Regions from separate parts of the Mus musculus genome. Here region 2 is linked to region 1. A link is a contact called in ENCODE Hi-C or POLR2A ChIA-PET data. All regions are on one chromosome and are shown on one strand. The core of a region is the stretch at or near the end of the contact, and the rest is flanking DNA. Distances in the headings are between cores, read along the strand shown.

Evidence for each region. A loop is a pair of places that touch in the nucleus more often than their neighbours do. ChIA-PET counts read pairs that join two places held with the same protein, here RNA polymerase II (POLR2A).
Region 2: a loop to region 1 is called in a map of heart, with 2.7 times the contacts of the local background. The contact joins the enhancer-like site here to the promoter of Max in region 1. A Hi-C loop is called at or near these places in 2 of 37 maps with a recorded cell type or tissue (both heart). POLR2A ChIA-PET finds 5 or more read pairs at or near these places in 3 of 5 experiments (all embryonic stem cell).

Annotation. Positions count from the first base shown.
Region 1 is chr12:76,960,073-76,966,010 of GRCm38, forward strand. Max (Max protein) reads right to left here and starts at 2,176. Exons shown (of 4, transcript NM_001146176.1): 1 at 1,918-2,176. The coding sequence starts at 1,953.
Region 2 is chr12:76,924,762-76,930,699 of GRCm38, forward strand. No RefSeq gene overlaps it. Among named protein-coding and RNA genes, the nearest start is that of Gm46358, 17 kb to the left of the region's middle. Within about 2 kb of position 2,944, at least 1 of the 3 ENCODE cell types and tissues checked has a DNase peak (open chromatin) inside an H3K27ac peak, as active enhancers do.

The sequences.
Region 1 (5,938 bases), core at 926-3,425:
GGGTTGCACAGCATGCGAGGGCCCTGGGTTCGAATCCTAGCACAGTCAAAAGTTAAATGCACATAAACACACCCAAAAAAGTAATAATCTGTGTTTCAAGTATTTTAACATTTCTCATAAACTTTGAGGTTCCAGGGATAGGGCTCAGCCCTGAAGGAAACAAAAAGATCTGGCAGCACCGGGCAGCACCGATCACTCTCAGGTAGCAAGCAGCAGGGGCAGGTGGCTACGGACTTTTTAGAAGGGGTGTACATCCTCACCTCTTCCTTCCACCCTTGACTAGCTGTTACCTGGTCCTCACGGGTAATGAGGACCTCACTCCATTCTCTTTCCCTACCATTTCCAACCATCAAATATTCCATCTCTCTCTCTCTCCTCTGGTTGTATTCTGAGTCTATTCCTTCTCTCCTCTCTCTCTCTAATCTATGCCTATTTACTCCTAAGTCTCAGACTCCAGACAAGAAAGCATGGGGTCAACCCAAAGCCAGAAACACCTACAAAAAAACCCCATTAATATAAAAAAATCTAATAAGTTACTGATAACATTATATGGATGCATCCATCACCTTTCAGCAAAGCTGTCTCTAACAGTGCCACTCTTCAACATTTTTTTTCTTCTCAAATGGAAAGTCAAGACCACAAAAAGCTGTGCCACTTTCAATATTTAACTTCTAGCGCCTCTCTTTTTTCCATTGTCGTTTTTTGGGGAATATCATGCTTTTCTAGATCCTAGGAGTCTGCAGTAGTCACATGACCTTGGCTAAAGGCGATTATTACATGTGCCTGCAACTTCACACAACTATGGAGATACTGCTTAAAGTTTACCTGCTCCTAAATAAAACCTAGCCAGTTTGCTCTGAAATAACACTACCATTCACTTCAGAATGCCCTTCCATTTCTCACATATCTCCGCCGCACTGAACACTACAGAACAACTCAGTTCACAGCACAGGCCTCCTCACTTGCCTGCCTACCTACCTACCTACTCACTAGAATCTACCACCTGAATATCAAGAATCATGTGGATTTGCAACGCCCCCCTCCTCCAACCCCAACAGACTCAACCTCACCTTAGCGGTTAAGAGGAGTTTACAAGAGTATTAAAAGTAATAGAACGATCTCTTTTTCTGACTCCAAAAAGAACCAAAACTGAACGGAAATGAAAATGAAATGGAGAGTAGGAGACGTACCGCAGATTGAAACCTCGGTTGCTCTTCCTGGAATAAGAGAGAGAGAAAAATAGAAAATACAGAAGTTATTTTCACACTTCGAATTCAATAATAAGAAAGAAAATGCCGGCGGCGGAGGAAGCAGCGGGTGGGGAGTCAGTCTGACACCCCTCCCTCCCTCTTTCCCCTTCCACTCTCTCCAGCGAGATCCCGTAGCCTAGTTGGGGGGGGGGGGGGGGGGGGTTTCAGGCACTGCCCCTCCTTCTGGGATCCGAACCGGACAAGAGGGATCCGGAACACTGCCTGCTCTCCCTCGATCCCTCTAGGGCGTCAGAGCACTCCCAGCCCCTTCACCCCAAGGATCAACCGGTCACAGGAGGAGGGAGCTCATGGACCCAAAGAGCAAGAGCTGAGCGCTGGTCTCCTTGCCCAGGATCCGGAAGGATAATGGGATCCCCAGCCGGGCAGAGCGGAGAGGGAGGCCTCGACACCCTCCTCCACGGGAGAATGTGGGGGTCCCAGAGGCCGCGTGTCTGCTCCCACCTTCAGTCCCAGGAGGCCTCTCCGGACAGGACTGGAGGGGAGCGAGCCTGGAGCGCGACGCAGGCGGTCCCGGCCCCGGGGGGAGGGGGAGAAAAGGACGGAGGCGGCGGCGACCCGACCCCCTCCCGCCGTCGCCCGGCTGAGAACCCTTGCCGCTGTCCCCGCCTGACAACCCGAACGGAAAGGAAGAAGCCCCAGGACTCACGTCGCTCTCCACCTCGATGTCATCGTTATCGCTCATTTCCTACGGCCCAGGGAGCGGCCACTGCAGCGGCGGCCGGGGAGGGGAGGGGTGGAGGGAAGGGGGAAGTCACCGACAACAACAAGCCGAGTGCCCCCACGCACACACTCACTCACTCGCTCACTCACTCACACACACTCACGCACACACAACACGGGCGACAACCACCTCACTGCAGCACCGGATCAACGGCGGCACGCACGCCCGATCGGCCCCCTAACACGTGACCGGGCTCACCGCGCCGGGGTAGCTGAGACTTGTAGTCCTCGAGCGTCGGATGGGCGAGTGAGAGAGAGCCAGAGAAACTACAAATCCCATCAGGAACCGCACACAGGCTTCGCCAGACTCGCTTGTTGACAGAGCTCAGGGCGCCTGCGCCCCGGGTGTTGGCAGCGAGAAGTGGCGCGGTGCCTCCCGGGAGATGTAGTCCACAGACCGCGAGTTGTCAGGAGATTTTCCTCCCCAGGCGGCGGAGAGGCTGCTGGGAAGACAGGACACGTGGAGGGAGCTGGGCTCCTGGAGCCGGCCACAATTCCGAGCTCTGGGCGCCCGGCCCAAGGGATTGGGTGGAGGCTCGGGGGTTTGGGGGCGGGGGGAGAGAAACTGGCTGCCAAAATAACACTGTCTCTTCTTGGCTAGACTGCTTTTACATTGTCTCGTTTAATGCTTGAGTCGCTCCACTTGCGCCCTGGGGCGTAACCCTCCCGGGAAGGAATCACGCTGTGGCTGACCAGGGGGCGCGGTCGAGATGCCCACGCGGGCCCTCTGTTATCTGGGTTTAAGGTGTTAAGAGACATTACGGGACAAACTAAAGGACCGATTTCGCCGGGTGTCCTTCATCTCAAGAATCTTGCTTTCATTTGTCCGAGAGAACTGTCCTTGCTGGGCTTGAGTGTTTACAAAACCTCTCGTAGGTGCAAGTAAAACCTACCTTCTGTTTGTTGTAGCCGGAGCAGATTAGGGAGTGCCCCAGTTTATAGAGAACTTTAATTAACTGCAAAAAGAATCAAAACGGGAAAGTTGTGCAGCTCCCTGTCCAGTTAAGGTCATACATAATGCAACGAGGTATGAAGTGTAACTACATTGTCCCCACCCGCATTTAGCTAAGTATCTAATATGTGGCAGCCCAGGAATGGCATGATGTGTCCCCTCAAAGACTTCACAGCTTTGAAAGCAAAAACCGGACTACCCTGTCACCATTTTCAGTGTGCACCAGGTCCTCAATGAAACAACAAACAAACAAACAAACAAACAAACAGTAATAATAAGGTCATCTGAGAAATTAACCAGACTACCACTTTACAATTGATCTTCAAAATGAGTGCGGTCTTGAGTTTGATTTATGAGTTAATGTTTTTTGAGTAAAAAATCATTTAACCCCTGACTATTGAGTGCAGAAACTTGGTGGTGTAATACAATCTTTCTGACACCTAGCCCAGGCTGGCCTTAAATGTCCGTGTGGCCAAGCCTAGTGATGAGAACACAGTCATAAGCAGACACTGACTCGTAATAGAAGTCAAGGGCTGTAAGGGAGACAAAGATGGTAAGAGGGTTTTTTGTTTGTTTGTTTGGTTGGTTGGTTGGTTTTTCGAGACAGGGTTTCTCTGTGTAGCCCTGGCTGTCCTGGAACTCACTCTGTAGACCAGGCTGGCCTCATCTCTGCCTCCCAAGTGCTGGGATTAAAGGCATTTGCCACCACTGCCTGGATAAGATAGTAAGAGTTAACTGGATACCAGAAGTAGAGACAATGGATGATCACCGCAAACCCTCCTTATATATCTACCTGCAATGTGCAATGTGCAGAGTGCATCCTTAGCTGCAAGTTAGTTTTTTGGGGGATTAAAAAAATATATCTCATGCCTGTTCCATGCCCCTCCTCAATGAAGTCAAAGCCTTTGGGAGGTGGGTAGGATCAGTAAAAGACAGTTTTTAATGATCTTCAGGTGGTTCGTATGTGCAACCTAGAGGATGCCAGGATAAAGGCAAGCTTTCACTGAATTATATACTTTGAAAGAGTGGGCTTTATGATTGATATGTTAATAATTATGCATCAACAAAGCTGTTATAAAAATAATCTTCGCTCACATGGCTAAAATCTAAGAAGTAAATTATAAAAACACTGTAGGGAAAGCGGATATGCCAAGCAGATTGTACAGCAGCAAGCGATATGAATTTCGAGGAGATGCCAGATTTCAGGGAGGGTGGGGGGTAATGGCCGGGTGTTCTCTGAGGCTGCCAGGACAAGGACTGGGCCTACAAAGCCTAAACTAGATTCTGCTCACCATAGATCTCCACATGTTGAAAGGACATCTGGAAAAATGGAATAAAGGCTTTCCAGGGCCGGGTGGTGGTGGCACACGTCTTTAATCCCAGCACTCGGGAGGCAGAGACAGGCAGATTTCTGAGTTCGAGGCCAGCCTGGCCTACGGAGTGAGTTCCAGGACAGCCAGGGCTACACAGAGAAACCCTGTCTCGGAAAAAAACAAAACAAAACAAACTAACAGAAATACTTCTCCTGTCTCAGCCAAGGCCTGGGATTACTGGTGTGTGCCACCCAAGTCCAGCTTTTTCCTAGTAATTGACAGATTATTCAAATCTGTCAGTCTGGCCAGTACCTCTGATCTAATAGGAAGGAAGGAAGGAAGGAAGGAAGGAAGAAACCCAGAAATGCAATGGTATTTTGAAGCACTCATGGAACATTTATAAGAACTGATTGAGTTCTAAGCCATAAAACGAATCTCAGTAAGTTTTGACAGATGTGATCTGGAGAACATATTCTTAGATATAATAGAGTTAAAATGAAAATAATAATAATACTAGTGTGGGCATAAATTTACTTGGTTTATATGCACAAGGACTTAGGTTTGACCTCTAGCACTGCCAAATAATAATAATAAAATTAAAAGTAAAAAGCCAGACATGGTAGCACCTGCCTGAGATCTTAGCCTGTGAAGATGGAGGCAGAATGAAAAAAAGGTATGGTCCTCCTCTGTCCTATAAGGAAATGGAGTTGAGGGACCCAAATGGAGATTTTCATGAACAAGACATTTGCTGAGAGAACTGTGCACAAGGGACAGCAATGGCCTTTATAGTCTCTTCTGGTTGTTTTTCTGATATGACTAACAATCTAACATTTCCACAGGTGAGTCTTTGGGAAGCTTTAAAAACATCCAAGCCCTTGACCTTTCAAGGTTGAATTTGTCAGTCTTAAGTACTTTGTGCTGGTTCAAGTAGGCCCCCCCACTGGGAGGCTTCATAGAAATGCAAAGCTTCAGCCCCCAGCCAGACCCAGGCAATCACAACTGCCTTAGAATTGATCAGGAGCACTGGCGGGGCACGGGGGAGCTGTCAGTGCCCTGTACCGGCTGACTGCCTCCGTTTCTGATTCCTCCAGAGATCAGTCCCACCTTTCCACTCAGCTAAACCACTCTCCTCTAGACCCTGGGCGACACACTTACTGCTAAATCCAAACTTTTTTCTTACTTGTTGGCCTTCTGTTCTGTTTCGCTGATTCCTGCATTTGTCTGTGGCGCTGGCCTTTCACTTATGCTATGCAAGAGTCTCAGGGTGTGGACCAGGCTGTCTCTGAATTTGTGGTCTTCCAGCCTTGGCCTCCCAAGTTCTGGGAATGTAGGTGTGAGCCATTGTACCTTGATGTGAATTTCCCTTTTATTGAGGAATTCTTATATATATATGTTTTTTCTCCTACTTTCTCGGCGGCCCCTTCTATGTGTCTCTGGTTCTTCCTGCCTAAGCCCTGTGTGTAACTTTTGTGGCCATTGACTCTTGAATCTTCTTTTAAAAAAACAAAAAACTCTTCTTTATTTGTGTGTGACGCGCGCGCACACACACACACACACACACACACACACACACACACAGGAGCTTTTACCCACTGAGATATCCCTTTGGTCAGACTCTTAATTTTTTTTCTGTCTTCTATCTGGTGGAATCCTCTGCCTGAGACTTTGTTAACTAGCTCTCC
Region 2 (5,938 bases), core at 1,694-4,193, 35 kb before region 1:
CAGCAGCAGCAGCAGCCACCGGTGTTTGATGGTCCTGAGTGCAGTGCAGTTGTGGCTAGGGGTAGGACCCATTGGCTTGAAGTATTGGGTGTGTGGACAACAATGCTGACATTCCATCACACAGATTAAAGCTTGTCTCAATTTCACTCAAACCACCTCTTGGAGAAGTATGTTCCGGGAAATGGCAGGAGCTCACTATGGCTTTCAGCTTCTGAGTCTAGAAGCCTGGATCAAAGCCCCAAGTGGGAAATGGATGTGTTTCTACCTACATGCTGTCTAGACTCTCACTGTGGCCTAAAAAGATATGAGCCCTGCACAGAGTGCGTATCAGGGAAGGCACCGACTGGACACGTCTCAGTGACCTCCTTCCAGGGTAAGTTTGACTCAGAAACATTTGCTTCTCTGATGCTGATTTGAGAGCTAGGGCAGTGCTGCTTCCACCTGGGAAAAGGAGATGCTCCTGGGGGAACTGCTTCCCTGTGTTCTGGTTTATCAACTATACCAACAGGATGCATACTTTTTGTAAATAAAACCAATACTTTTAGGTTTTGTGGCTAATACATTCTCTTGCGACGCTCAACTCTCCTCCACCACAAAACCACAGGAGTATGGCTGTGTCCCAAGCCAAGCTGTGCCCATGAAGACAGGTGGTGACCCAGATCTGGCCCATGGGCTGCAGTTGGCCCTGGTATATAGAGATGCCGTCTCATCTGTATTCATTCAGTGTTCTGCCATATCTTCATGGCTGGGATGTTTACTGTGAGTCACATAGATGCATTTGGTCGGTAAAACTCCTGCTAAAGACTGCAGTCAGTCATACATTCTGCTCGATGGCGTTCACTGCCTTGGACAAGGATGGAGAATACACAACTACAGATACCAGAGACACTGTCAGCTGCCTGTGGTGATGCACATCTGTAATTGCAGGATTCAGGAGCAGAGACAGAAGAAGCCCAAGTTCAAGACTAGACTGGGCTACATAGGAACCCGACCATCTGAGTTCGTGCGATCCCTGGACCCCACGCCACAGAAGGAGAGAACTGACTCCTACAAGTTGTCCCTTGAGCTCACCATGTGCACTGTGGCAAGCATGTGTACAAGCATGTGAAGAGAAAGGAAACAGGCATACATAAAAATACAACAACAGCAAATGGTAACTTCTAGAGGATGAACTTGAAATCTGCCCGCACAGACTCACTTCCTCCAGCAAGGCGCCACCTCCTACATGTCCCCTGGCAGCACAACTAACACAGGACCAAATGTTCAAATCCTGAGCCTGCAGCTGAGAGTGGTGGCACTCGCCTTTAATCCCAGCACTCCGGAGGCAGAGGCAGGCAGATCTGAGTTGGAGGCCAGCCTGGTCTACAGAGGACAGCCAGGGCTACACAGAGAAACCCAGTTTCAAAACAAACAAGCAAACAAAAACAAATACCTGAGCCTGTAAGGGACATACTTCAAATACCACAAACTCCAAATAAAAATTGGGGTTGTAGTCAGCAGGGAAAACTGTTGTCCTAGGAGGCCAGTTACCTCTGCTGACCACCACCATGGACGAGGTGTAATGGAAACCTGGGTGACAGTTGCCATCCATTCCGCCCCAAACCAGTCATCCTGACTTGTCTTTGCTTCAACTACTTGCTTAGGGTCGACAGTAACCAGGGATAAGCCAGGCAGCCTGTTTTGGCCCTGGTGATTGATCCAGAGCCAAGAATATGACCTGAAACGGCCCAAAGCAGCCCTGGACACTTGATTATCAGAAGCAACAGTTCTCTCCTAGTGGGACAGTGTCACGTGTGGCCACTTTTCCACCTAGAAGGCAGGCAGGCTGAGAAGTAAGCACACCCAGCCTCCTGGATGACAGGGACAGGCCTGGCACGGATTCTGAGGCCCTGTCTGGTTTTTGAGTTGTATGAGCCGACCGGAGTTACATTTACCATCACAGACAGGCTTCAACTTACAATGGTTTGACCTCATAGTATTACGAAAGCAACGTGCTGAATGGGCTCCACACTGCTTGGCAGGTTAGGCTGGTGGTGTTTATTTATTTATTTTCAGTCTCACCATATAACCCAGGCTGGCTTGGCAGGTTAGGCAGGCGGTGTTGTGGGTTTGGTTTTGTTTGGTCAGTCTCACTATAGAACCCTAGCTGGCCTAGAACTCAGAATCTTTCTTCACTCAGCCTTCTAAGTGGTGGGATGACAGGCGTGTACCACCACACCCAGCTCATTAGTACAGTTTTGACTTTATACTTTCAACTTAAAGTGAGCTTATCAAAAACTGAGGACACAAAACTATCCATAATCACCCATGAGGCCACACAGGTTCCTGGTTGCTGCCTGCTCTCCCCAGCAGTAACCCGTGACCTGACCGTCTGTCCTTCCTCCCCTCATCTGATCCCTGGCTCAGTCTCACCCAGTGGGTGAGGCAGGTGTATGACCTGTGTTTCATAACTGGAGAAACAGGACAGAGAGCTGGGTGACTCACTAAGGTTTCTGATGTTGGATGATGAAGTCCACCTGAGCCCAGATCTGCTGCCCACAAGCTGCCCAAAGCCCATGTTCTCTTGCCAGGCTGAAGATCAAGAGGTTCAAGGGTAACCTAAGGGTAGGGATAAACACTGGTTTCTTCCAGGGCCGGATCACTGAGGCCTTCAATTCCTGGCCCCATCTTTCACCAGGACTAGCCGATGACAGCAAAGAGGGGGACACGCCCACTCAATCCTTTGGAGATGGTGACTGATGTGGTGTTGGGGGTTGAACCCAAGGCTTTGTGAATGCTAGGCGTTTGAGCTGTGCCCCTAGCTGATCCTCATGCTGTGTATGGAATAGAGTGGCATTCTTAAATAAGTGTGTGCCACCCTGCTGTGACACGGTCTTACTCACGCCGTGATGCAAGTCTCTGGGAGCTGACCGCAGCCCTGGTGGCAGCCAGCCTTCTACAACCTGCCCTAGCACGTGTAACCGGTTCCTGGACATCTCCCTCATTTCCCACAAGGACAGCTCTGCTTGAGCGCTTCAGCTGGTACAGGAGCTGGGACCAGGCAGCTGGGACTCTTTCCTCCTGCCACGCTGGCACATCCAAGAACAAGATCAGACAGGAACAGAGCCTGGTCAGTGGGAACGTTTTCACTGCCCTCAGCTCCCCCTAAGGAAACACAGCTTTTCAAAAACAACCACAAAAACAATGGATGTTTGAGCCAGCACCCAGAAGGCAGAAGTGGAAGGATCAGAAGCTAAAAGCCTGGGCTACACAGTGAGGTATAGCAAGACCTATAGCAAGACCCAGCCTCCAAAAAGAAAACAGAAAGACAGAAAAAGGGGCTGGGGGCAAAGCAGGAGGAACAGGAGGAAGATGAGGAAGAAGAGGAAGAGGAGGAGGAGAAGCAGAAGCAGCAGCATATTTTAAAATTAGGCTTTGGGAGAAGAGGAGAGAGAAGGAGAGTCATAAGGAGGGAAGGAGGGAGGGAAGGAAGGAGGGAGGGAGGGAGGGAGATACAGAGACAGAAAGACAGAGAGAGAGAGAGAGAGAGAGAGAGAGAGAGAGAGAGACCAGCTGAGTATGACAGTGCAACCTGTTGAGGCAGGAGGATTAGGCTAGCTTCAGCTACATAGTAGCTAGCTTGACACCACTACATGAGACTATGTCTCAAGAAGAAGAAAAATTGGGGCTACAGAGATGGCTCGGTGGTTAAGAGAACTAGCTGCTCTTCCAGAGGACCTAGGTTTGATTCCCAGCACCATGTGGCTGCTCACAACCATCTCTGACTCCAGTTCCAGGGGGTCTGATGCTTCTTCTGACCTCCTCAGGCTCCTGCACGCCCACAGGGTCTATGCACACTCAGGTGAACACACATACGCATAATATTAGATATATGTATAGGTGTGTGTTTAAAGTAAATCCAAAAACTTTCGTTTTAGATTGACAGAAGAAAATCACAAAGCACAAAGTTCCTACACACCCACCTGCCTGCTTACCCCAGTTGTTACGCTTTTACACTGAGGACCTGGAGCTGTGGCTCAGTGGAGAGCAGAGAGCACTGACTGCCGCTCTTGCAGAGGTCAGGATTCAGCTCCCAGCACCCACATGGTGGCTCACAAGTCCGTAACTCCAGCTTCAGAGGACCTGATGGCCTCTTCTGGCCTCCACAGGGACTGCATACATGTGGTGGGGTATGCAATATGGATGTAATAGCTAAAGGCCACATTTCACTCAAATTCCTATAGTTTTTGTCTAATGCCATTTTAAAATTACACTTACTGTGTGTGGGGTGTGTGGGTGTATCTGATATGTCACTTGTCTGAAAGTCAAAGGCAATGTAGAAGTTTTCTCCATCCATCATGTGGCTTCTGGGGACAGAACTCAGGTCATGAGAACTGGCTGCAAGTCTGCCTGCAGAGCCATCTCGCTGGCCACTTTTATACCATTTTTTGGTGCTAAGATACTATGTACTCTGCTGTTAGGTCTCTTGGCTCCCTCTGGCTGTGACAGCTTCTCAGACTTCTTTGTCTGTGATGACCTTGGTTGTTCTAGAGGCTCAGGTCAGGTTATTTGCTAGACTGTCAAGTGAGACTGGTGTAACACTCTTGCAGGTTTCTACTTTAGGGGAAGAAAACCACAGAGGGAAGTCACAACAATGCTGACCCGGATCACTAGCTACTAGGGTTAGATGTCTCCAAAGCCCGCCCTTCCTTCCTTCCTTCCTTCCTTCCTTCCCTTTCTCCTTCTCCCTGTCCCTCCCTTTATGACCATCAGTCTCCATAATCTGAGGTGGGATGAATAAACCTCCCCCTGGAGACTGGCTTACCTCTCTCTCATTCCATCTTTCATTCAGCCCTTTGTGTCACCAGCTGTGAATTCAGCCAACTGAGACGCAGAGATACTAGAAAACTGATACCCACACTGACCACCCGTGGACCTTCCCCTTCACCATTTACTGGAGACAATACAACGTAGCAGTTATCTGCATAGCATTGTAAACAGAGCTTTGGGCAGGAGGGCAGTGTTGGAGAGCAAACTCTGGGCTAGGCAAGCACTTTCTGACCAAGCTGTATCCCCAGCCTCAAGAGAATAAAGTACACAGGAGGACTTATGGAGGCTCTGTGTAAATACTGTGCCATCTCACTGAGAGATCAGAGCACTTGTAGCTTTGGGTACCTATGAGGGGTTCAGAGCCCATCTCCAGTCCTGAGGAATGGCTGTTTCTATCAGCGTAGACTCCAGAATACTCCCCAGTTATGTTCTAATACCGTAGCCTGCCTGTTTTGCTGCTCAAATTGTCTCTACTTTGGCTACTAGAACTCTTTAATGGCTGTTTCCTTTACATATCAATAGCAACATTTTATCATCTTTTTCTCTCAAAACACATTGCTAGAGAGTAGTAGTTGACACTGGGTTCTGCATATTTTTGGGTTCAGTACACTGTTCTCTTAACCTTCGCTCACATTAACTTCCTCCCATAATAGGAACTCTGAATCGTTATCTTGGGTGTGATTCTTCCTTGCTACCTCTGTACCTGTGATGGCCTAGTCTGATGGGACAAAGGGTATGCTGGAGCCTGCAGCTATCAGCCAGAGCGGGGCTGGATCACAGCTCCTTGCTAGGAGAGTGCTCCCAGAGCCAGATATCTTTATCTCCCTGACCACGCCCACCCATCATGCCCTCCCCGTGAGGTCCCTGCAAGCCCTATCCTCATGAGAGATGCTGATGGTATGTATGCTCTTCCCTGGATGCCTCTGAAATCCTTTACCTTCTCCAAATCAGTGCCAGCGATGTGCCTGGATCCCAAGGATCTCTGGGTCCCATTAGTGTGGGAATGGCAATCCAACCTATGTATGTGAGAGGCTTCGAGTCTACCTCTTCACCAACTGAAATCAGTCCGTAAGACAGCAGTTGGCCCATATAACCTGACATTGAATTTTCAAGGGAGGAAGGAAAGCAA